Linked DNA regions of Homo sapiens: region 1 is linked to region 2. A link is a loop called in an ENCODE intact Hi-C map of the cell type or tissue named here. Cell type or tissue: thyroid gland. All regions are shown on one strand. Each heading gives the region's core, and the rest is flanking DNA. Links, peaks and the distances in the headings are about the cores only. Region 1 holds the start of OR2H2 (olfactory receptor family 2 subfamily H member 2). Region 2 has its middle 12 kb from the start of TRA-CGC2-1.

Region 1 (12,519 bases), core at 1,861-9,860, 900 kb after region 2:
CTGTCCTTTTTCTTCCTGTTGACAGAAAGAAGCAATGAGTGACCTCTTTTACCTACCACAGTGATGACTATTGTTGGCATATTTCCTATAGATATTCCCCTGCCCCTTTTACCATAATTTGTGGCTAATGAATTGTCTGTGGGCTATGGACCCTAGAGTCTCAGCAGAATTAATGAGCTCTTTCCCTCCGTGGGATCCCTCTACCACCATACCATGTCAACATTTCTACCTCCAATGCCACTAAAACAGAGGCACACCTCTGCCTAGACTGAGGGGGAAAATTGTTGGCAAAGAACTCAATGGCAAAGAACTCGATGGCAAAGAACTCGATGGCAAAGAACTCAATGGCAAAGTTCTGACCTTGGCTTCATCCTCCCTGCAGAGATTTGGTGGGCTTTGGTTGGTGCAAACCCTCTACAGTTAGCAGATTTGGGTTCAAACATCAGCTCTGGTGCTTACTAACTATACTGCCTTGGGAAAGTTATTTATATTTCTTTGTTTCAACTTCTTCATATTGGAAGGAAGAGAATAATATGTAGAGTTGTGAAGGATAATCAGCAGTGTAGAGTAAATGTTTAATAAACAACTTGGTTGGTGGCAGATGGGGAGAGCCCTAATTTGTAGTGTTTGCCAATTTTCATAGTGTAAATATTCCTGCCATGGCTGTCTCAAGCCACTGATGGTTTAATAACTGTCTCACAAAATTCCTAAAAATTTACTAATCAAGAGATAATCTGAGCCAGCTCCAGCTCATCACACACATGTGTGCTTAGAAAAGTGCCAGATGGTCAGCATTAGCAATCCCTATTGTGACCAGAGATGCAGTTGCCCATTCAAGGATGCCCATTCCTTTTTATTTTTTTGTTTCTTCCTGATGTACAAGTGGAGGCTGGGCACCAGTTAAGAGCTCTGTCATGGGGAATTGCTGGTACCAGAAGAGATTTTTATTTGATTGAAGGTAAGCAGAACCTTTGCTCTTTGGCTGTGAGATATCAGTTTCCGCCTATCCTCAACACTGGAGGACCAGATTTGGAGTTAAACTTACTCTAAAATCCTAGTCCTAGCACTTATTGACTAGGTAACCTTCTACAAGTCTCTTGTCCCGTCTGTGACTGTTCACTTTTTGGTAAAATTGGGATAATTTTATCTCTTTGTAGGGTCACTGTGAGAACCAGATGTTCAGGGAGTTGTTTATCACCATGCTTTGATGGTAGCTACTAACAGCAAGGGTAGCTCATGGTCACTAGACTATCATAAACCCCTTTCAAAGGACCTCCCAACTCCTTCCCCAGCTCCTAACACAATGCTGGCACTTTGGGGCTCAAGAAATGAATAAATGCGTAGACCAATGCATGAATATTTCAGAAGGAAAAGGAGTAGGAGAAAAATAATGAGAGTGGAAAAGACAGAGAACAAAGAGGGAAAGGGAAACAGTCACTAAGAAAGGTGTAATCTAAAGAGATTCAGCGATATAGCAGAGAAAGGAAAGGAATGAAATGCCAAGATAATGACAAAGTTAGAAATGTAGAAAATTAATTAGGATGACACATGATGGATAAATAAGAAACAATTGGCTATTGTTTAAGGTTACATGCAAAGAATTTTATATTACAAAGAAAACAAAGGAGGGGGCGGCAGCCAATGAGCATGAGGTTTCTTTTGGGAGTAATGAAATATTCTGGAAGTAAATGGTGTTGGTTGCACAACTTGTGAATATACTTTAAACCACTAAATTACACACTTCAAAAGGGCGAATTTTATGGTACGTTAAATACATCTCAAAAAATGAAAGCGAAGGCATAATTAAAAATTTAGAGGCCAGGCACAGTGACTCATGCCTGTAATCCCAGCACTTTGGGAGGCCGAGGCAGGCAGATCACCTGAGGTCAGGAGTCTGAGACCAGCCTGGCCAACATGGCGAAACCCCGTCTCTACTAAAAATACAAAAATTAGCTAGGCATGGTCTTGAGTGCCTGTAATCCCCGCTACTTGGGAGGCTGAGGCAGGAGAATAGCTTGAGCCCAGGAGGTGGAAGTTGCAGTGAGCAGAGATCGTGCCATTGCACTCCAGCCTGGGCTATAAAACGTGACTCTAAAAAAAAAAAAAAAAAAAAAAAATTAGAATGGTGGTGACATCTTGAGGGGTGACAAATTGAGAAAATTGAGAGATCAGGGAGGGGCACACAGAAGCTTCTAAGATACTTGAAACATTTGCTCAGTTCCTTAACCTAGTTGTTTAAATATGTAACAATATTTTGAAAATTAAAAATATATTTTAAGTGAGAAAAGAATAATGGGAAAAACAGGAAGAAGACAGAGACAATGGCAGAGAGTCCTGGCAAAAAGGGAGATGTGATAGAGCTTAATACAAGATGGGGACCCTGTAAGAGGAAGACATTCCTGCCATCCTCTGAGCTCCATGGCACGTTTGTGGTGTGGCCCACCATCTCATCTCCTCCCCTCATGGCCTTCCTAAGGTCCTGTAAGACCCTGAGTCCTTGTCTCTGACCTGCCAGAGTGGCTTCAGTCTCCCACCCCCAGCCCTCAACTGACCTTCTATGCCCCAATACATCTCTATTTTAAGGAAAAAGTCCAGTCACCTCCTCTAGGAAGCTTTCCCTGATATACCCAACCAAATTGGTCAGTCATCCTACAGAACCTTTACTCTCATTCACCCAGTACATTGGTGTTACTGGCCTTTAAATTTTGGACTCTCTTTTTGGTGGTGTCTGAAAGACTACAAGATTTAGGGAGAGTGATTCTTGGAGTCTTTCGATAATGTTCCTGTGAACCCTGGTGATTTTAACATGCTTGTGGCCACTCTTGCCTCCTACTTGTAAGCTACTCATGGCAAGGACGAAGCATGTGGACCAATTTCCACCCCTCCCTGAAAGTCAGTTGGTTCAGAAACTTAGGTTGCTAAAAAGGCCAGGGCAACCAACCTGATCTCTCTATAAGTAGGGATATCTTAAAACAAAACAAAATCTCTCTCATAGATAAAACACTGTCTCTGATAAGCTTACTTGCAAATGAAAAAATACAAAATAAATGGAATGTACAGAGTTCTATAAAATTCATTCAACCAATAGAGCAATAATTGAGCCTACAGAGACAACTTATCAGAAAATTCATTCAATATACCTTACGAGATCATCCAATAGATAAGAGACAACTCTAGAACAGCATTCAGAACATAGTGGCACTCAATAAATTTCCCCTGAATGAATGAATTAATGAATTAGTGCATATTTTAATCAGCCTCCTTTGCCCTCACCCAGGAAGTCAGAGGCACCAGTGTGAGTATCCATCTGCTGTCCAGTACATTCATGGATTCCTCACTCTCACTAGACAATGTTTGACCAGGAAGAACAGGGAATGAGAAGGAGCTGCTGGATGGTGATGAGCCTTGGAAAGGGAGGCTGGGCGAGCAGAGACAGAAGAGAAACACCTACCTGCTGTGACCTCACAAACACCCAGGCTGAGTTTTGATAAGACAGGTTGAATCACACTGGAGTGACAGCCTCATCCCTCCAGGTACAAACAAGAACAGGCCATGGTTAACCAAAGCTCCACACCGGGCTTCCTCCTTCTGGGCTTCTCTGAACACCCAGGGCTGGAAAGGACTCTCTTCGTGGTTGTCCTCACTTCCTACCTCCTAACCCTAGTGGGCAACACACTCATCATCCTGCTGTCTGCGCTGGACCCCAAGCTCCACTCTCCAATGTACTTTTTCCTCTCCAACCTCTCCTTCTTGGACCTCTGTTTCACCACGAGTTGTGTTCCCCAAATGCTGGTCAACCTCTGGGGCCCAAAGAAGACCATCAGCTTCCTGGACTGCTCTGTCCAGATCTTCATCTTCCTGTCCCTGGGGACAACTGAGTGCATCCTCTTGACAGTGATGGCTTTTGATCGCTACGTGGCTGTCTGCCAGCCCCTCCACTATGCCACCATCATCCACCCCCGCCTGTGCTGGCAGCTGGCATCTGTGGCCTGGGTCATTGGGCTAGTGGAGTCAGTGGTCCAGACACCATCCACCCTGCACCTGCCCTTCTGCCCCGATCGGCAGGTGGATGATTTTGTCTGTGAGGTCCCAGCTCTAATTCGACTCTCCTGTGAAGACACCTCCTACAATGAGATCCAGGTGGCTGTTGCCAGTGTCTTCATCTTGGTTGTGCCTCTCAGCCTCATCCTTGTCTCTTACGGAGCCATTACCTGGGCAGTGCTGAGGATTAACTCTGCAAAAGGGCGGAGGAAAGCTTTTGGGACCTGCTCCTCCCATCTCACTGTGGTCACCCTCTTCTACAGCTCAGTCATTGCTGTCTACCTCCAGCCCAAAAATCCCTATGCCCAAGAGAGGGGCAAGTTCTTTGGTCTCTTCTATGCAGTGGGCACTCCTTCACTTAACCCTCTCATATACACCCTGAGGAACAAGGAGGTAACCAGGGCATTCAGGAGATTGCTGGGGAAGGAAATGGGGCTCACACAAAGCTGAGGGAGAGCTGCTTAATGTGCTTTAAAAGAGAGGAGATTCTATGTGCTTTTATCAGAAAGTTTGAGTTCCCTGCCCCTCTGCCTTCTTCACACCCATTACATTGTGGGAATGGATGAAAGCCACATGTCTGTGTGTGTGCATGTATGTGTGCAAGAGACAGCGACTGAAATGTAGTAAAGGGAGGTATCTTTATGCGAAAAATTATAGGCATCAAGTATATTTTATATTTTTTTCTACTTTAAGTCTTCGCCTCCATAGTCATGTTCCTACCTTTATCACTTCCATTTTTAATTCCCCTCCCTTGCCATATCCCCACTATTCCTTCACCTCCAATTCTAATTCCTACCATATCTTCTTTGCTTCTCCCTCATGTTTTTCCCACTTCACTATATGTCTGTTTTGTATTCTCATTCTATTTTATTCCTCAAATAACAGCAAAAGAGAAGGGGAAGCTGAAGCCCAGCTAAGTTCGGAAACTCACCCAAGAACACACAGTGTCCACAGCATCAGAACTAAAATCCAGGCCCCATAATTTTCAGTCAGGCAACTCTCAAATACACACTGTTGCTTTCACACCATAATCAAATATCCCAGTATTTCAGGCTTGAGCCTTACAAAGGAAACTTAGCTTCTTCAGTCCTATTTCTTCTCTTACAATGCCCACAAATCGCAGGTAAAGGAGCAGCCAAAAAGACACAAAAATATCTTCATGTTTAGGCTGGCACATTGTGGACCTTGGTGTCATCTACCGGCCAAATATGGTATTGCATGTGACATCCCAGACTTCTGCTCCAGGGTCATCCGAACTGTACTTTGCTCAAAGACATAGATATGGTTATGATACTATAAGCATTTATGTAATTGTTATGTTAACCCAAGTAACACTTAAAGTACAGATGCTCCTTGACTTATAATGATGTTACCTCCCAAAAAACCTATCATATACTGAAAATATTGTAAGTTGAATATGCATTTCATACACCTAACCTACCAAACATCATAGCTTAGCCTAGCCTACCTTAAACATACTCAGAACACTTACATTAGCCTACAGTTCAGCAAAATCCTCAATACAAAGTCTATTTTATAATAAAGTTTTGAATATCTCATGTAATTTACTGAATACTGTACTAAAAGTGAAAAAACAGAATGGTTATATTGGTACTCAAAGTACGGTTTCTACTGAATGTATCTCTTTTGCATTATTATAAAGTCAAAAAATGGTCAAAGTCAGGAACCCCCTGCAATTTACACATATTGACTTATTTAACCCTTATAACAACACTATGAAGCAGATAATATTATTATCCTTTTTCAGAGGTAAAAACTAAAACACAGAATTTATGTTACCACTTGCAAATGTGCAAGACAGGATTTGAACCCAGGAAAACTGGCTCCAGACTCCTTGCTCTTAACCTTGCCTTTTGGTAAAAATAATGCCTCCCAGGCCCAGGTGAAAAGCTTCAACTTCTCAACAAGCTTTGAGGAAATCATTTCAATCTAAAACTATATCTAAATGATCCCCCAGCCGAAGGGGTTTCACTTCCTTAAAATAAGAGTTTTTCAAATACTTCAAAGCATAAGAAACAACAGAACAATAAAACTTTTGGAAAAAGTTGTGTTACAGTTCATTGTGTGTGTGTTTCTGGCTTAGTTCACCCACTAGATTTCAGGCTCTCAGAAGGCAAGGACCAGAATTTTGCATAAAATTGGCACCCAGTTTTATAAATGTATAAGTGAATGAATGAATGAATGAATGAATCTTACTCTCCAAAGAGAATATATAAAAGGTTCTGGGGTTCCAATCCCACATACGCTGTCTCCCAGCTTTTCCCTGGCAAGGGCAGCAATACCAAATTCCCTTTTGAGTACACGCCGATAAAATAAGAAAAAGGAAAATCTTAGTTTTATTTCTAGTTCCAACATAAAATGATTTTGATTCAACATTTATCCTGGCATCAGCACAGAACAGCAACATTAATTCTATTATAATCCTAATCTTTATCCTAGCCATCCTTGTGTTAATCTTATTGTCTCCTTGACCTCGTTATTAGAGCATATTCTAATCTTAATGTAGAGCCCCCATTTTATATTTAATAATCCTAATCAGTCAGGCGCAGTGGCTCACACCTATAATCCCAGCACTTTAGGAGGCCAAGGCGGGCGGATCACGAGGTCAGGAGTTCGAGACCAGCCTGACCAACATGGTGAAACCCTGTCTCTACTAAAAATACAAAAAAAAAACTAGCCTGGCGTGGTGGCGTGCTCCTGTAATCCCAGCTACTTAGGAGGCTAAGGCAGGAGAACCTGGGAGGCGGAGGTTGCAGTGAGCCGAGATCATGCCACTGCACTCCAGCCAGGGCGACACAGTGAGACTCTATCTCAAATAATCATAATCATAATCATAATCTCAGCCCTACAGGTAAGGCTAAGCTTAATTCCACTTTTCAAATCACTGTAGTAAGACCTTTTTTTCATGACCCCCTCTATCTGCTTTCTCTTACTGGCACCTAGAAATGTCTACACTTTTCTCCTGTTTATCATCTCCCTACAGCCAGAGGCTATAATGTTTGTATATAGTAAAATCGTTTCTAGACTGACTCTAGGGGAAATGCAACAGAGAATTAAATAAAGCAGTCTAAAAGAATCTGCTTTGTTGAATAAATGGTTTAACATAGGACTTAGGACTAACATCTCTTATCCTAAATTCATTGTTTCCATGTGACAGTCATCTATTGGATACTCTGTGAGAAAATCCAATATAAAGTTACTCAGTCACAACCCCCACAATGTCCAGTGAAAATAGGGATGGTCAGGCACATAGTGCCAGCATACATGACAGTTACACAACTGAATTGGAGCAAATAAGAGTCTACAGGAATACAGAATTAAAGAATAATGTGTGTGAGTGCTTGGAGCGGCAGTGATCATGGAAGCCTCTTAGAGGTTTGAACCACAGAAGAGTAAACAAAATAAGAAGTATTTGCTGACTGTGTAGAAATGAGATGATGCAAAGACCCCCTTTTTAGGGGCTTGGGGACTCCTAAGCATGGAAATAAAGCAAAATCCTGTGTTTCTTCAAGGAAAATTCCAGGCACCTAGCTGGCTCTGAGAAATAAGTAGCAACTTGAAAAGCAACAAGGTAATAGCAGCCTAAGACAATAGCCAAGGAAGTTAAGCGTTCTGAATAGGTTTGCTTTCCTCATAGAAACTAAAGATAACCTCTTAACATATGTCTCTGCGTTGTCTCTCAGAAACTCGGAACCCCACCAAATGAATCTGCTGGCATAGACCTCAGAGGACAGGAAAATGACTGAACTTTATAACCATCATCCTTTGTTCTAAGTTTCTTCCTGAGGAGCTTGGAGAAAGTAACACCTTCTAGGCAGTTAACATTTTTCTACTGGACCCCAAATTTTTAAACAAAGGTTCTCTTCCTTAACTAATTGCAAATTTGGGGTTTTTTTGTTTTTGTTTGAGACAGGCTTTTGCTCTGTTACTTAGGCCAGAATGCAGTTGCAGTCGTAGCTCACTGCAGCTTAACCACCCAGGCTCAAGCAATTCTCCTGCCTCAGCCTCTAATTAAAAAAAATTTTGTGTGTGTAGATACAGAGTCTTGTTATGTTTCGCAGGCTGGTCTCAAACTCTTGGCCTTAAGGGATCCTCTCTCCTTGGCCTCCCAAAGTGCTGGGATTACAAGCATGACCCACACCTGGCCAGAAAAATCTTTGAATCTACCTATAACCTGTAAGTCCCTGATTCAAGATATCCCACCCTTTTAGATCAAAACCAATGTGGAGGCCGGGCACGGTGGCTCACAGCTGTAATCCCAGCCCTTTGGGAAGCAATGTGGGCGGATCATGAGGTCAGATCAAGACCATCCTGGCTAACACGGTGAAACCCCATCTCTACAAAAAATACAAAAAAAAAAATTAGCCAGGCGTGGTGGTGGGTGCCTATAGTCCTAGCTACTCGGGAGGCTGAGGCAGGAGAATGGCATGATCCTGGGAGGCAGAGCTTGCAGTGAGCCAAGATCACACAGCTGCACTCCAGCCTGGGCAACCGAGCAAGACTCCATCTCAAAAAAAAATGTGGAACCTCTATGCACTGATTTCCAATGTTCCTTGTAGCTTCTGCTTTTCTGAAATTTACCCCTGCCTTTTTTTGTTTCCTGTTTTTTGAGACAGGGTCTTGCCGTGTTGTCCAGGCTGGAGTGCAGTGGCATAATCATGGCTCAGTGCAGCCTCAACCTCCTGGATTCAAGGGATCCTCTCACCTCAGCCTTCTGAGTGGCTGGGAGTACAGGCATATGCCACCATATTTGGCTAATTTTTTTATTTCTTGTAGAGTTGGGGTCTCACTTTGTTGCCCAGGCTGTTCTTGAACTCCTAGGTTCAAGTGATCTTCCTGCCTCAGCCTCTCAAAGTGCTGGGATTACAGGTGTGAGCCACTGCACACTGCCTTACCCCTGCCTTTAAAAACCCATGTTACAATAGTTAGTCAGACACGAGCAGGGCAGGAAAGGGCCTCCTTCCCCACCAGGAATGTCAGGCAACCATCAGGTGATAGGCGGTTGTTAAGCTGTCTCTCTAAAATAATCATTGGTCACAGCCTGTGCCAGGGAAAAACAGTCTCCCAATAAATAGAAAAACCTGAAACTAAGATCTCAGGAGTTGGGCAAGTGGGCTCATGCATGGGCACTAAGGGAGAAATGACAGCATTTAACTGGTTTATAACCTTATAGGAACACTCCCTGGTAAGGGAAGAATGCCTCAAGTCAGCATGCATACTACTCCAGTAAACATACCGTGCATGCAGCCCCTCCCAAGCACTAGCAGGCCACTGTACATGCAGACAGCCCACCCCAAGGGAAGATTCAGGGGAGAAGGGACCCTGGAACCCTGCCAACATATAAAACCCTAAGTCAAGGTCAAAACCACGCACTTGATCTCTCAAGTTGCCTGCTTGGCCCCCTTCCAAGTTGGCTTTACTTTATTTTGTTCCTGCTGTAAAGCTTTTTAATAAACTTTTACTCCTGTTCTAAAATTTGCTTCGGTCTCTTACTCTGCTTTATGCCCCTCAGTCAGATTCTTTCTTCTGAGGAGGCAAAAATTGAGGTTGCTGCAGACCTGTACAGATTCGCAGCTGCTAACATATTTTCATGCCATGTAACTCTGATACATTCTGCCGCTAATACCCTTGCCTGCAAGACATCAGGGAGGCCAGGACTTGAGTGTTTAGCTGCCTGGTCCTCCCTGCGTAGTGTCCTGCAACAAATGCCTTTCTTTCTATTGGTGCAATCCTTGGTGTAAGTATCTGGTTTTATTGCACCAGGCAAGCAGACCCCAGTTTGGTTCTATAACAGAAAAGGCTAAAGACAAAAATAAGCATGTTGTGCATTAAGATAGGGAGATGTGGGGGAAGGAGTTACACCGAGGAGCAAAATGATTAAGCAGGAAGGTAGAGATTATTTCAGAAAGATACAGAAGCTACTGAATTGAATACAACCAGAAAAAAAAAAAAAAAAAAGGATCCCTTACAGATGTTTCAAACCTACATGATTTAGGTCTCCTGAGGGCAGGCACTTAACTATTCATTCTAACATGACATGTGAGTTGGAAGCCTTAAAGGAACATTATTCAAGAACCTCGTCTCTACTAAAAATATGAAGTCTCTAATAAAAATTAAAAAGTCTCTACTAAAAATACAAATAATAATAATAATAATAATAGCCAGGGCTGGTGGCAGGTGCCTGTAAACCCCTTGCTTGGGAAGCTGAGGTAGGAGAACCACTTGAACCCAGGAGGCGGAGGTTTCGGTGAACCGAGATCACGCCACTGCATTCCAGCCTGGGAGTTAGAGTGAGACTCCATCTCAAAAAAATAATAATAAAATAAAATAAACCTCAAACGTCTGAAGGGCTCACCGAATCATGAATAGATGCTTATGTGTAGGGCCCAGCCCTGTCTTATCCTTCTATCTCCCAGGGAAGGGGAAACCTTCTGGCTCCTCCTATGCAGAATTAATCGCTCACCCTTGAAGGGTACCAGTATATGCCACCTCAAACTATCTTTAGCATGTGGATTATTTTGAGCTAACAATTGAAAATCATCAGACTAGTGAATGCTGTAAAACAGGATACAAGTTTTCCTTTTGTAAATAAATTCACATCTGTAAAGGTACAACTCTTACTAATGGAGAAGACATCAGTTTAAATCTACATAACAAACCTTTTCTATCTGTAAAGGTACAACTCTACTAATGGAGAAGACAGTTTAAATCCACATAACAAACCTTACTAAACCACTTTGTTCCATATTTTCCTGGTCACTTTCCCATAACTTGCCTGCCCATCTACCACTCACCCAGAAGCCCCAAACTCCTTTTCCTTTACCTAGCCAAGATGTTATACAGTTGCTAAGAACAACACGATTTGAACTCCATGGATTCACTCACACATGATTTTTTTCAGTAAGTATATTGAAAATTTTTGGAGATTTGTGACAATTTGAAAAAACTCACAAACCACATAGCTTAGAAGCACTGGAAAAATTAATGGGCCAGGTGCTGTGGCACATGCCTGTAATCTCAGAACTTTGGGAGGCCAAGATGGATGCATTGCTTGAGCTCAGGAGTTGGAGACCAGCCTGGGTAACATGGGGAAACCCCATCTCTGCAAAAAAAAAAAAAATTAACTGGGCATGGTGGCACGCACCTGTAGTCCCAGTTACTAGGGAGGCTGAGGTGGGAGGATCTCTTGAGCCCAGGTGGTTGAGGCTGCAGTGAGCTGTGATTGCACCACCTCACTCCAGCCTCAATTAAAAAAATAAATAGGGCTGGGCACGGTGGCTCACGCCTGTAATCCCAGCACTTTGGGAGGCCGAGGCAGGTGAATCACGAGGTCAGGCAATCGAGACCATCCTGGCTAACACGGTGAAACCCCGTCTCTACTTAAAAAATACAAAAAATTAGCCAGGCGTGGTGGCACACACCTGTGATCTCAGCTACTTGGGAGGCTGAGGCAGGAGAAACGCTTAAACTCAGGAGGCGGAGGTTGCAGTGAGCCGAGATGGTGCCACTGCACTCCAACCTGGGCGACAAAGACTCCATCTCAAATAAATAAATAAATAAATAAGAGAAAAGTATGTCATGTGTAAACCAAAAATAAAATTCTAAGCCCCCTAACTGACAGGAAGAAAGGTAAGACATGCCAATGATACCCTCCTTCCTCTGGAGTTTAGGGACAACTGACCAGCATTAACATTACAATAGAGATCATAAGACTGACAAAAGATTCTCTGTAGCAATAAAATAGTCAACTCCAACCTGACTCTGATACAGCATCACACCACAGATAGCAGGCCCTGAAGGAAATCAAAGTATTTTACCCCAAAATATACTTATTTGACATTTTGAAATGACTCTGCAAAGCCATTTCTTGTCATGGGGATTTGCATTTTGTAGAGAATCCCCTTCCCCTTCCAGGTCTTTTTCTGATCCAGGAGGGATTTTACTAATGAGTCTGACATCTTTTAAGGTGCGATAAGAAACATTTACCATCTATTCTTTCTGAGGCCTGGAAGCTTCATCTACGTAACAAGAATCTTTGCTTCCACAAACATCTCCCCCAACGCCACCTCCACGCCCCCTTAACTCAAGCATTTCTTTCTGCTGACTTCAACTCTTTAGGCAGGGCTTAACTTTTTCAACCAATTGGCAATCAGAAAATCTGAATCCCCCTATGACCTGTGAGCTCCCTTGCTTCGAGATGTCCCGCCTTTCTGAGCTGAACCAATATATACCTTACATGTATTGATTTATGTCTTTGTCAGCAACTTCTGGCTCCCTAAAATGTATGAAACCAAGCTGTAACCCAACCACCTTGGGCACATGTTCTCAGGAACTCCTCAGAATGGCTCAGAATAAACCTCTTCAAATATTTTACAAATTTTACTTTTTTCATCAACAAATAAATGTATAAAATATATGTAGATACTACCAAAAAATATACACAAATCTACTATAAAA
Region 2 (12,519 bases), core at 3,023-11,022:
TATCTTGCTATTTTTCTTAGCTAACATATACAACAGAAATAACTATCAACTTTAAGAAGTGACTTTTTTATCAATTATATAATTATAAAATGTTAGAGTCTCTAAAGTAAGATAAAATCTGATTTCAATCTTGAGCTCAGTATTTACTCATAACTTGTTAGAATTAAATTAGATAATCCATGGAAAATGTATGGATGAATGACACCTCATGACGGGTGGTTATGTGTGTATTTGCATGTGTACATAATTTATATATATACTATAATACATATTATCTATATGAATGTGTGTATGTATATAGGAGCATTTGGAAATATCACCACATTTATTTTCTCTGATTGGTAAATAAGTAGGAGACAGGTTCTGAAATATTTTCCTAAACAAGCCCTAATAAGAAAGTAAACATTGAGTGAATTATCATGAAGAATATAAACAAATTTAATTTCTTATGATAAACCATAGTTCCTGCCTCAGGTTTTTCCACCCCAACTCTCATCACCATGACCAGTGATTTCGGGAAGAGTGAACTTGAAGAACCATATTGCCTTCTCTTCTTTCCCAGTTCATTACTTATAGATAATCGTTTTCAAATATTTTAGAAGGTGTTTTATTTTTTCCTTCAATATTGGTAAATATTACTTTATTATAAGAGATTCTTGGAAAAAAAAGATTGTTAAAGCAAGTAACAAATTTGTCCTTACACTCTCCACTGTGTAAAAGAAGTGAGAGCAACTCTGGCACAGGACAACCATATGTCTTAACTGAAAAGCCATCATGTTCCTTAGATTTGGTCCCTTCATGATTGCTCTGTTTCTTGTGGTCCTTTTTCATGCCAAATTGCAGAAATGATAGAAGCTACTTAACTTAACTTCTGGCAATTAATCTATGATATATAGTGGAATTTTTTATCAAAGATGCTAAATGAAAAATTGAAACATCCTTAAACAAATAGCCTTTGCAATACCTACAATGGGCCTTGACTAAAATGCTTCTGTAACACTTGTAAAAAAAAATGACCTATAGTATTATATTTATTTTCTGTCTAATTGAATGCTGTCTTCGATATCTAACACAACACTTGAAATTAAGGAAAACCGTTAAATTGTGTATGAGTATGTGTGTGTATAGTATAATGTTATGAGAAAAGGACCCATGATTTGCAGTCTTATAATCTGGGTATGTAATCTAATGCCATTTAAAAGTTGGTGAGATAGGGTAAATTTTGGAGCATATTTCATTATTCTTTTTATATCTGTAAAACAGGACCATGTTGGCCTGGCATGGTGACTCACGCCTGTAATTCCAGCACTTTGGGAGGCCTAGGCAGGCAGATAACTTGAGGTCAGGAGTTTGAGACTAGCCTGGCCAACATGCTGAAACCCTGTCTCTACTGAAAATACAAAAATTAGCTGGGCATGGGGGTGCACACCTGTAGTCCCAGCTACTCAGGAGGCTGAGTCAGGAGAATCACTTGAACCCAAGAGAAGGAGGTTTCAGTGAGCCAAGATCATGCCACTCCAGCCTGGGTGACAGAGTGAGGCTCTATCTGAAAAACAAAACAAAACAAACGAAAACAAAAGCCAGGACCATGTAAAAGGATTTTTATGATATCAAAGAACATCATGCTTGGTGTGTACAATGATATTTCAACACACTCAAATTATATTCTAACATGCTTTCTATGTGACTCCTTCCAAAACAGCACCCAATGGGCTTCTATTTTCTCTTATGACACAGATGGGTTAGACACATGCTACATATGTTTTAGAGTTTTCTGAATACTGTATATTAAGCATGGTTATATTCTGTCTTTTGAGTAAAATATTGGGTTTCTCAGAAAATTCTGTAATTTATGAGTTAATCCCACAACTTCCCATTGAATAGATGTTTCAATAATGCTATTCAAAGACTGGAACTTGCCACAAAAAAATTATTAAATAATTTTGGAGATACAGCTGGAGGCAGACAGGGAAAAAAGTCTTCCATATGAGGAATATACGAGTCTACTTTGAATACAGTTTGCTCTAGTCACAATGGAAAGTAATCATTTACCAGGGACACTAGACATCATGCTAGTTGTGCTCTACACTACAAGCCAAGTTAAAACCTGCTCCATCTCCCCACCCTACACATAGATACCTGTACACCTGTGGGTGTGACACCACCTTAGTTGTCTCCCTTGGTGAGACCTGTCCTTTCTCTATTTTCTATTCTTACATTCTAGCAGTCTGATGAGCCTTTTGGACCAACCAAGAGACCTTGCCAGACAAGTGGGATCCTTTCAGGTTCAAAACCACTTCATGGGATGTCTCTGAACGTGAAGAGTCTTGTAAGGGCTGCGGAGGGCAAAATGCAGATAGCAATAACCTCACCTGAATTTCTAATATTTCCTCGGATTTCTAAATAGGTTCCAAGAACATTATGCTGTCCAGAATGAATACAGAGCCAAGATTACTGTAGCTTACCCTAAGGTTTTCCATGAATACCACGAATGAGCTCCCAATCTTCAAATCACAATTAACCCTTTCAATTCTCACTCTACCTACTGTTCCTCTCCTCTGTGGCTACATAATTAATAAGAATCCCAGTCAGGGATTCCTGCAGAGTTGCAGTCTCAGAGTTGTTAGACTGTGCTTGCCAAATACATTCTCAAGACCGAATCTTAAATTTGTAGGCATCTTAAATTAATCACGTTTAAACCCAGGCTCCTCCCCCCGTTCTGGCCCCATCCAATGCCCACAAAGCAAAAATAAAACCTAACAACAAACAGGAGAGCATTCGTTTCCTGTAGTGTGGTAAAAGATACCACTACCTACACCAGGACAAAGACTGGGTTTATATGTATATATATATATATTAGGGCTATGCAGGATGTGCTTTGTTAAAAAAGTGCTTGAAGGCAGTATGCTTGTTAAAAGACATCACCATTCTCTAATCTCAAGTATCCAGGGACACAATACACTGAAAGTCAGGTATTGTCCAAGGTTTCTCCCCAGTGTGATAGCCTGAGATATGGCCTCCTGGGAAGGGAAAGACCTGACCTTCCCGAGCCCCGACACCCACAAAGGGTCTGTGCTGAGGAGGATTAGTAAAAGAGGGAGGCCTCTTTGCAGTTGTGATAAGAGGAAGGCTTCTGTCTCCTGCTTGTCCCTGGGGAATAGAATGTCTCGGTGTAAAACCTGATTGTATGTTCTATTTACTGAGATAGGAGAAAACAGCCTTAAGGCTGGAGGTGAGACATGCTAGCGGCAATATTGCTCTTTAATGCACTGAGGTGTTTGTGTACCTGCATATCAAAGCACAGCACATTTTCTTAAACTTATTTATGACACAGAGACCTTTGTTCACATGTTTTCCTGCTGACTCTCTCCCCACTATTACCCTATCGTCGTGCCACATCCTCCTCTCTGAGATGGTAGAGATAATGATCAATAAATACTGAGGGAACTCAGAGACCAGTGCCTGCCCTCCTCTCTGAGATGGTAGAGATAATGATCAATAAATACTGAGGGAACTCAGAGACCAGCACCTGCGCGGGTCCTCCCTATGCTGAGCGCCGGTCCCCTGGGCCCACTTTTCTTTCTCTATACTTTGTCTCTGTCTCTTATTTCTTTTCTCAGTCTCTTGTCCCCCCTGACGAGAAACGCCCACAGGTGTGGAGGGGCAGGCCACCCCTTAATCTGGTGCCCAACGTGGGTGCTTTTCTCTAGGGTGAAGGTACACTAGAGCGTAGTCATTGAGGACAAGTCGATGAGAGATTCCCGAGTACGTCTACAGTCAGCCTTGCTGTAAGCTTGTGCGCTCGGAAGAACCTAGGGTAACAATGGGACAAACTGAAAGTAAATATGCCTCTTATCTCAGCTCTATTAAAATTCTTTTAAAAAGAGGGGGAGTTAGAGTCTCTACAAAAAATCTAATCATGCTATTTCAAACAATAGAACAATTCTGCCCATGGTTTCTAGAACAGGGAACCTTAGATCTAAAAGATTGGGAAAAAATTGGCAAAGAATTAAAACAAACAATTAGGGAGGGTAAAATCATCCCACTTACAGTATGGAATGATTGGGTCATTATTAAAGTAGCTTTAGAACTGTTTCAAACAGGAGAAGATAGCGTTTCAGTTTCTGATGCCCCTGAAAGCTGTGTAATCGATTGTGAAGAAGAGGCTGGGATAGAATCTCAGAAAGGAACGGAAAGTTCACATTGTAAATATGTAGCAGAGCTGGTAATGACTCGGTCAATGCAAAATGTAGACTATAATCAATTACAGGAAGTAATATATCCTGAAACATTAAAATTAGAAGAAAAGGGTCCAAAATTAGCGGGGCCGTCAGAGTCTAAACCACAATGGCCAACTCCTCTTCCAGCAGTTCAGATGCCTGTAACATTGCAACCTCAAATGCAGGTTAGACAAGTACAAACCCCAGAAGAATATCAAATAGAAAAAGATAAAGTCTCTGCCATGGCAATGCCAATCCAGATACAGTATCCACAATATCAGCAGGTAGAAAATAAGACCCAACTGCCAGTAGCCTATCAATACTGGCCGCCAGCCGAACTTCAGTATCGGCCGCCCCCAGAAAATCAGTATGGACACCCAGGAATGTTTCCAGCACCACAGGGCAGGGCTCTAGATCCTCAGCCGTCCACTGTGAGACTTAATCCTACAGCACTACCTAGTGGACAGCATAGTGCATTACATAAAATTATTGATAAGGCAAGAAAACAAGGAGATACTGAGGCGTGACAATTCCCAGTAACATTAGAACTGATACCACCTGGAGAAGGGGCCCAAGAGGGAGTGCCTCCCCTAGCTGAGGCCAGATATGAGTCCTTTTCTATAAAAATGCTAAAAGATATGAAAGAGGGAGTAAAACAGTATGGACCCAGCTCCCCTTATATGAAAATATTATTAGATTCCATTGCTCATGGACAGAGACTCATTCCTTATGATTGGGAGATTTTGGCCAAATCATCACTCTCATCCTCTCAATTTTTACAATTTAAGACTTGGTGAATTGATGGGGCACAAGAACAGATCCAAAAAAATAGGGCTGCCAATCCTCCAGTTAACATAGATGCAGATCAACTATTAGGAACAGGTCAAAATTGGAGCACTACCAATCAACAAGCAATAATGCAAAATGAGGCCATTAAGCAAGTTAGAGCTATATGCCTTAGAGCCTGGGAAAAAAATCCAAGACCCAGGAACCGCCTTCCCCTCATTCAATACAATAAAACAAGGCTCTAAAGAGACCTAGCCTGATTTTGCGGCAAGGCTCCAAGTCAATCACCGATGAGAATGCCTGTAAGGTCATAGTGGAGTTGATGGCATAGGAAAACGCCAATCCTGAGTGTCAATCAGCCATTAAGCCATTAAAAGGAAAGGTCCCAGCAGGATCAGATGTAATCTCATAGTATGTAAAAGCCTGTGATGGAATTGGAGGAGCTATGCATAAAGTTATGCTTATGACTCAAGCAACAACGGGAGTTGCTTTAGGACGATAAGTTAGAACATTTGGGGGAAAATGTTATAATTGTGGACAAATTGTTCATCTAAAAAAATTGCCCAGCCTCAAACAAAATATTCAAGCTACTACAACAACAGATAGAGCCACCTGACTTATGTCCAAGATGTAAAAAAGGAAAACATTGGGATAATCCATGTCCTTCTAAATTTGATAAAAGTGGGCAACCATTGTGGGGAAATGAGAAGAGGGGCCAGCCTCAGGCCCCACAACAAACTGAGGCATTCCCAATTCAGCCCTTTTTTCCTCAGGGTTTTCACAGACAACCCCCACTGTCACAAATGCCTCAGCGAATGAGCCAGTTACCACAATACAGCAATTGTCCCCCGCCACAAGTGGCAATGCAGCAGTAGATTTATGTACTATGCAAGCAGTCTCTCTGCTTCCAGGGGAGCCCCCACAAAAAATCTCCACAGGGGTATATGGCCCACTGCCTGAGGGGACGGTAGGACTAATCTTAGGAAGATCCAGTCTAAATCTAAAGGGAGTTCAAATTCATACTGGTGTGGTTGAGTCAAACTATGAAGGTGAAATTCAATTGGCTATTAGCTCCTCAATTCCTTGGAGTGGCAATCCAGGAGACAGGATTGTTAAATTATTACTCCTGCCTTATATTAAAGTTGGAAACAGTGAGATAAAAGAACAGGAGGGTTTGGAAGCACTGATCTGGCAGGAAAGGCTGCATATTGGGCAAGTCAAGTCTCAGAGAGCAGACCTGTGTGTAAGGCCATTATTCAAAAAAAACAGTTTGAAGGGTTAGTAGACACTGGAGCAGATGTCTCTATCATTGCTTTAAATCAGTGGCCAAAAAATTGGCCTAAACAAAAGGCTGTTACAGGACTTGTCAGCATAGGCACTGCCTCAGAAGTGTATCAAATTACTATGATTTTGCATTGTTCAGGGCCGAATAATCAAGAAAGTACTGTTCAGCCAATGATTACTTCATTTCCTGTTAATCCGTGGGGTCATTTATTACAACAATGGGGTGCAGAAATCACTATGCCGGCTCCATTATACAGCCCCACAAGTCAAAAAATCATGACTAAAATGGATATATACCAGGAAAGGGACTAGGAAAAAATGAAAATGGCATTAAAGTCCCAATTCAGAGTGACAAAAATCGAGAAAGAAAAGGAATAGGGTATCCTTTTTAGGGGCTACCACTGTAGAGCCTCCTAAACGCATTCCATTAACTTGGAAAACAGAAAAACCGGTATGGGTAAATCAGTGGCCACTACGAAAACAAAAACTGGAGGCTTTACATTTATTAGCAAAGGAGCAATTCGAAAGAGGACATATTGAGCCTTCATTCTCTCATTCTCGCCTTGGAATTCTCCTGTGTTTGTAATTCAGAAAACATCCGGCAGATGGCGTATGTTAACTGACTTAAGGGCCGTAAATGCCGTAATTCAACCCAAGGGGCATCTCCAACCCGGGTTGCCCTCTCCGGCCATGATCCCAAAAGACTGGCCTTTAATTATAATTGATCTGAAGGATTGCTTTTTTACCATTCCTCTGGAGGAGCAGGATTTTGAAAAATTTGCCTTTACTATACCAGCTATAAATAATAAAGAACCAGCCACCAGGTTTCAGTGGAAAGTGTTACCTCAGGGAATGCTTAATAGTCCAACAATTTGTCAGACTTTCCTAGATCAAGCTCTTCAACCAGTTAGAGATAAGTTTTCAGACTGTTATATCATTCATTATGTTGATGATATTTTATGTGCTGCAGAAACGAGAGACAAATTAATTGACTGTTACACATTTCTGCAAGCAGAGGTTGCCAACGCAGGACTGGCAATAGCATCTGATAAGATTTAGACCTCTACTCCTTTTCATTATTTAGGTATGCAGATAGAAAATAGAAAAATTAAGCCACAAAAAATAGAAATAAGAAAAGACACATTAAAAACATTAAATGACTTTCAAAAATTGCTAGCAGGTACTAACTGGATTCGGCCAACTCTAGGCATTCCTACTTATGCCATGTCATATTTGTTCTCCATCTTAAGAGGAGACCTAGACTTAAATAGTAAAAGAATACTAACCCCAGAGGCAACAAAAGAAATTAAATAAGTGGAAGAAAAAATTCAGTCAGCGCAAATAAATAGAATAGATCCCTGTGGGGAAAAGAGAGATCAGACTGTGACTGTATCTATGTAAAAAGAAGTAGACATAAGAGACTCCATTTTGTTCCATACTAAGAGAAATTCTTCTGCCTTGAGATGCTGTTAATCTATAACCCTAGCCCCAACCCTGTGCTTGCAGAGACATATGCTGTGTTGACTCAAGGTTTAATGGATTTAGAGCTGTGCAGGATGTGCTTTGTTAAAAAAGTGCTTGAAGGTAGTATGCTTGTTAAAAGTCATCATCATTCTCTAACCTCAAGTACCCATGGACACAATACACTGCAGGCACCTCTGCCTAGGAAAGCCAGGTATTGTCCAAGGTTTCTCCCCATGTGATAGCCTGAGATATGGCCTTGTGGGAAGGGAAAGACCTGACCGTCCCCAAGACACCCATAAAGGGTCTGTGCTGAGGAGGATTAGTAAAAGAGGAAGTCCTCTTTGCAGTTGAGATAAGAGGAAGGCATCTGTCTCCTGCTCCTCCCTGGGAATGGAATGTCTCGGTGTAAAACCCAATCGTACGTTCCAGTTACTGAGATAGAGAAAACCGCCTTATGGCTGGAGGTTAGAAATGCTGGCGGCAATACTGTTCCTTAATGCACCAAGATGTTTGTGTAAAGTCAAACATAAATCTGGCCTATGTGCACATCAAGGCACAGCACTTTTCCTTAAACTTATTTATGACACAGAGATCTTTGTTCACATTTTTTCCTGCTGACCCTCTCCCCACCATTACCCTATAGTCCCGCCACATCCCCTTCTCCGAGATGGTAGAGATAGTGAACAATAAATACTGAGGGAACTCAGAGACCAGTACCGGCGGCACGGGTCCTCCATATGCTGAGCGCCGGTCCCCTGGGCCCACTTTTCTTTCTCTATACTTTGTCTCTGTGTCTTATTTCTTTTCTTAGCTTCTCATCCCACCTGATGAGAAACACCCACAGGTGTGGAGGGGCAGGCCACCCCTTCAGATCCCTTAGCCCCACTCCAACTTTTGATTTTTGCTCCTGCACATTCTCCAACAGGCATCATTGTTCAAAATACTGATCTTGTGGATTGGTCATTCCTTCCTCACAGTACAATGAAGACTTTTACGTTGTACTCGGATCAAATAGCTACATTAATTGGTCAGGCAAGATTACAAATAATAAAATTCTGTGGAAACGACCCAGACAAAATAGTTGTTCCTTTAACCAAGGAACAAGTTAGACAAGCCTTTATTAATTCGGGTGCATGGCAGATTGGTCTTGCTGATTTTATGGGAATTATTGATAATCATTACCCAAAAACAAAAATCTTCCAGTTTTTAAAATTGACTACTTGGATTTTACCTAAAATTACCAGACATGAATCTTTAAAAAATGCTCTGACAGTGTTTACTGATGGTTCCAGCAATGGGAAAGCGGCTTACACAGGGCCAAAAGAGCAAGTAATCAAAATTCAATATCAATCGGCTCAAAGAGCAGAGTTGGCTGCAGTCATTATAGTGCTATAAGATTTTGATCAACCTATTAATATTGTATCAGATTCTGCATATGTAGTACAGGCTACAAGGGATGTTGAGACAGCTCTAATTAAATATAGCATGGACGATCAGTTAAACTAGCTGTTCAATTTATTACAACAAACTGTAAGAAAAAGAAATTTCCCATTTTATATTACTCATATTCGAGCACACACTAATTTACCAGGGCCTTTAACTAAAGCAAATGAACAAGCTGACTTACTGGTATCATCTGCATTCATAAAAGCACAAGAACTTCATGCTTTGACTCATGTAAATGCAGCAGGATTAAAAAACAAATTTGATGTCACATGGAAACAGGCAAAAAATATTGTACAACATTGCACCCAGTGTCAAATCCTACACCTGCCCACTCAAGAGGTAGGAGTTAATCCCAGAGGTCTGTGTCCCAATGCGTTATGGCAAATGGGTGTCACGCATGTACCTTCATTTGGAAGATTATCATGTGTCCATGTAACAGTTGACACTTATTCACATTTCATATGGGCAACCTGCCAGAGAGGAGAAAGTACTTCCCATGTTAAAAAAAAACAGTTATTATCTCGTTTTGCTGTAATGGGAGTTCCAGAAAAAATTAAAACTGACAATGGACCAGGATACTGTAGTAAAGCTTTCCAAAATCCAAAAAATCTTATATCAGTGGAAAATTACACATACAACAGGAATTCCCTATAATTCCCAAGGACAGGCCATAGTTGAAACAACTAATAGAACACTCAAAACTCAATTAGTTAAACAAAAAGAAGGGGGAGACAGTAAGGAGTGTACCATTCCTCAGATGCAACTTAATCTAGCACTCTATACTTTAAATGTTTTAAACATTTATAGATATCAGACTACTACTTCTGCAGAACAACATCTTACTGATAAAAAGAACAGCCCACATGAAGGAAAACTGATTTGGTGGAAAGACAACAAAAATTAGACGTGGGAAATAGGGAAGGTGGTAACATGGGGGAGAGGTTTTTCTTGTGTTTCACCAGGAGAAAATCAGCTTCCTGTTTGGATACCCACTAGACATTTGAAGTTCTACAATGAACCCATCGGAGATGCAAAGAAAAGCGCCTCCACGGAGATGGAAACACAGCAATCGAGCACCATCGACTCACAAGATGAACAGAATGGTGATGTCAGAAGAATAGATGAAGTTGCCATCCACCAAGAAGACAAAGCTGCTGACTTGGGCACAATTAAAGAAGCTGACGCAGTTAGCTACAAAATGTCTAGAGAACACAAAGGAGACACAAACTCCAGAGAGTATGCTGCTTGCAGCTTTGATGATTGTATCAACGGTGGTGTCTCCCCATGCCTGCAGGAGTAGCTGCAGCTAATTATACCTACTGGGCCTATGTGCCTTTCCTGCCCTTAATTCAGGAGTCACATGGATGGATAATCCTATTGAATTATATGTTAATAATAGCGTGTGGCTACCTGGCCCCACAGATGATTATTGCCCTGCCAAACCTGAGGAAGAAGGAATGATGATAAATATTTCCACTGGGTATTGTTATCCTCCTATTTGCCTAGGGAGAACACCAGGATGTTTAATGCCTGCAATCCAAAATTGGTTGGTAAACGTACCTACTTTCAGTACCACCAGTAGATTTACTTATCACATGGTAAGTGGAATGTCACTCAGGCCACAGGTAAATTATTTACAGGACTTTTCTTATCAAAGATCATTAAAATTTAGGCCTAAAGGGAAACCTTGCCCCAAGGAAATTCCCAAAGGATCAAAAGACACAGAAGTTTTAGTTTTGGAAGAATGTGTGGCCAATAGAGCAGTGATATTACAAAACGATGAATTTGGAACTGTTATAGATAGGGCACCTCGAGGTCAATTCTACCACAATTGCACAGGACAAACTCAATCATGTCCCAGTGCACAAGTGAGTCCAGATGTTGATAGCGACATAACAGAAAGTCTAGACAAACATAAGCACGAAAAATTATAGTCTTTCTACCCTTGAGAATGAGGAGAAAAAGAAATCTCTACTCCAAGACCAAAAATAATAAGTCCTGTTTCTGGTCCTGAACATCCAGAATTATGGAGGCTTAATGTGGCCTCATTACCATATTAGAATTTGGTCTAGAAATCAAGCTATAAAAACAAGAGATCATAAGCCGTGTTACACTATCAACCTAAATTCCAGTCTAACGGTTCCTTCACAAAGTTGTGTAAAGCCCCCTTATATGCTAGTTGTAGGAAATATAGTTATTAAACCAGACTCCCAAACTATAACCTGTGAAAATTGCAGACTGTTTACTTGCATTGATTCGACTTTTAATTGGCAGCACTGTATTCTGCTAGTGAGAGCAAGAGAAGGCGTGTGGATCCCCGTGTCCATGCACCGACCGTGGGAGGCCTCGCCATCTGTCCATATTTTGACTGAAGTATTAAAAGGCATTTTAAATAGATCCAAAAGATTCGTTTTTACTTTAATTGCAGTGTTATCGGATTAAGTGCAGTCACAGCTACGGCCGCTGTGGCAGGAGTTGCATTGCACTCTTCTGTTCAGACAGTAAACTTTGTTAACGATTGGCAAAAGAATTCTACAAGATTGTGGAATTCACAATCTGGTATTAATCAAAAACTGGCAAATCAAATTAATGATCTTAGACAAACTGTCATTTGGATGGGAGATAGACTCATGAGCTTGGAACATCGTTTCCAGTTACAGTGTGACTGAAATAGGTCAGATTTTTGTATTACACCCCGAGTTTATAATGAGTCTGAGCATCACTGGGACATGGTTAGATGCCATCTACAGGGAAGAGAAGATAACCTCACTTTAGACATTTCCAAATTAAAAGAACAAATTTTTGAAGCATCAAAAGCCCATTTAAATTTGGTACCAGGAACTGAGGCAATCGCGGGAGTTGCTGATGGTCTTGCAAATCTTAACCCTGTCACTTGGGTTAAGACCATCGGAAGTACTACTCTTATAAATTTCATATTAATCCTTGTGTGCCTGTTCTGTCTGTTGTTAGTCTGCAGGTGTACCCAACAGCTCCAAAGAGACAGCGACCATCGAGAACAGGCCATGATGAACGGGCCATGATGACGATGGCGGTTTTGTTGAAAAGAAAAGGGGGAAATGCGGGGAAAAGAGAGATCAGACTGTTACTGTGTCCATGTAGAAAGAAGTAGACATAAGAGACTCCATTTTGTTCCGTACTAAGAGAAATTCTTCTGCCTTGAGATGCTGTTAATCTGTAACCCTATCCCCAACCCTGTGCTTTGCAGAGACATGTGCTGTGTTGACTCAAGGTTTAGTGGATTTAGGGCTGTGCAGGATATGCTTTGTTAAAAAAGTACTTGAAGGCAGCATGCTTGTTA

What was found. Hi-C counts contacts between places; a loop is a spot of excess contacts. Peaks named below come from ENCODE experiments on the same cell type or tissue, not always from the same donor. Only the 100,000 strongest peaks of a DNase experiment are listed, where the experiment ranks them.
Region 1: a loop joins it to region 2, with 9 times the contacts of the local background. A loop is called at or near these places in 65 of 110 quality-filtered maps.

Annotation. Positions count from the first base shown.
Region 1 is chr6:29,584,393-29,596,911 of GRCh38, forward strand. OR2H2 (olfactory receptor family 2 subfamily H member 2) reads left to right here and starts at 729. Exons shown (of 2, transcript NM_007160.4): 1 at 729-958; 2 at 3,278-6,108. The coding sequence starts at 3,553. The coding sequence ends at 4,491. RefSeq lists an enhancer at 10,407-10,914. In thyroid gland, for the core only: a CTCF peak has its summit at 5,242 (motif pointing left); no DNase peak of the experiment used is centred there.
Region 2 is chr6:28,679,733-28,692,251 of GRCh38, forward strand. No RefSeq gene overlaps it. Among named protein-coding and RNA genes, the nearest start is that of TRA-CGC2-1, 12 kb to the left of the region's middle. In thyroid gland, for the core only: CTCF peaks have their summits at 4,663 (motif pointing left) and 6,895; no DNase peak of the experiment used is centred there.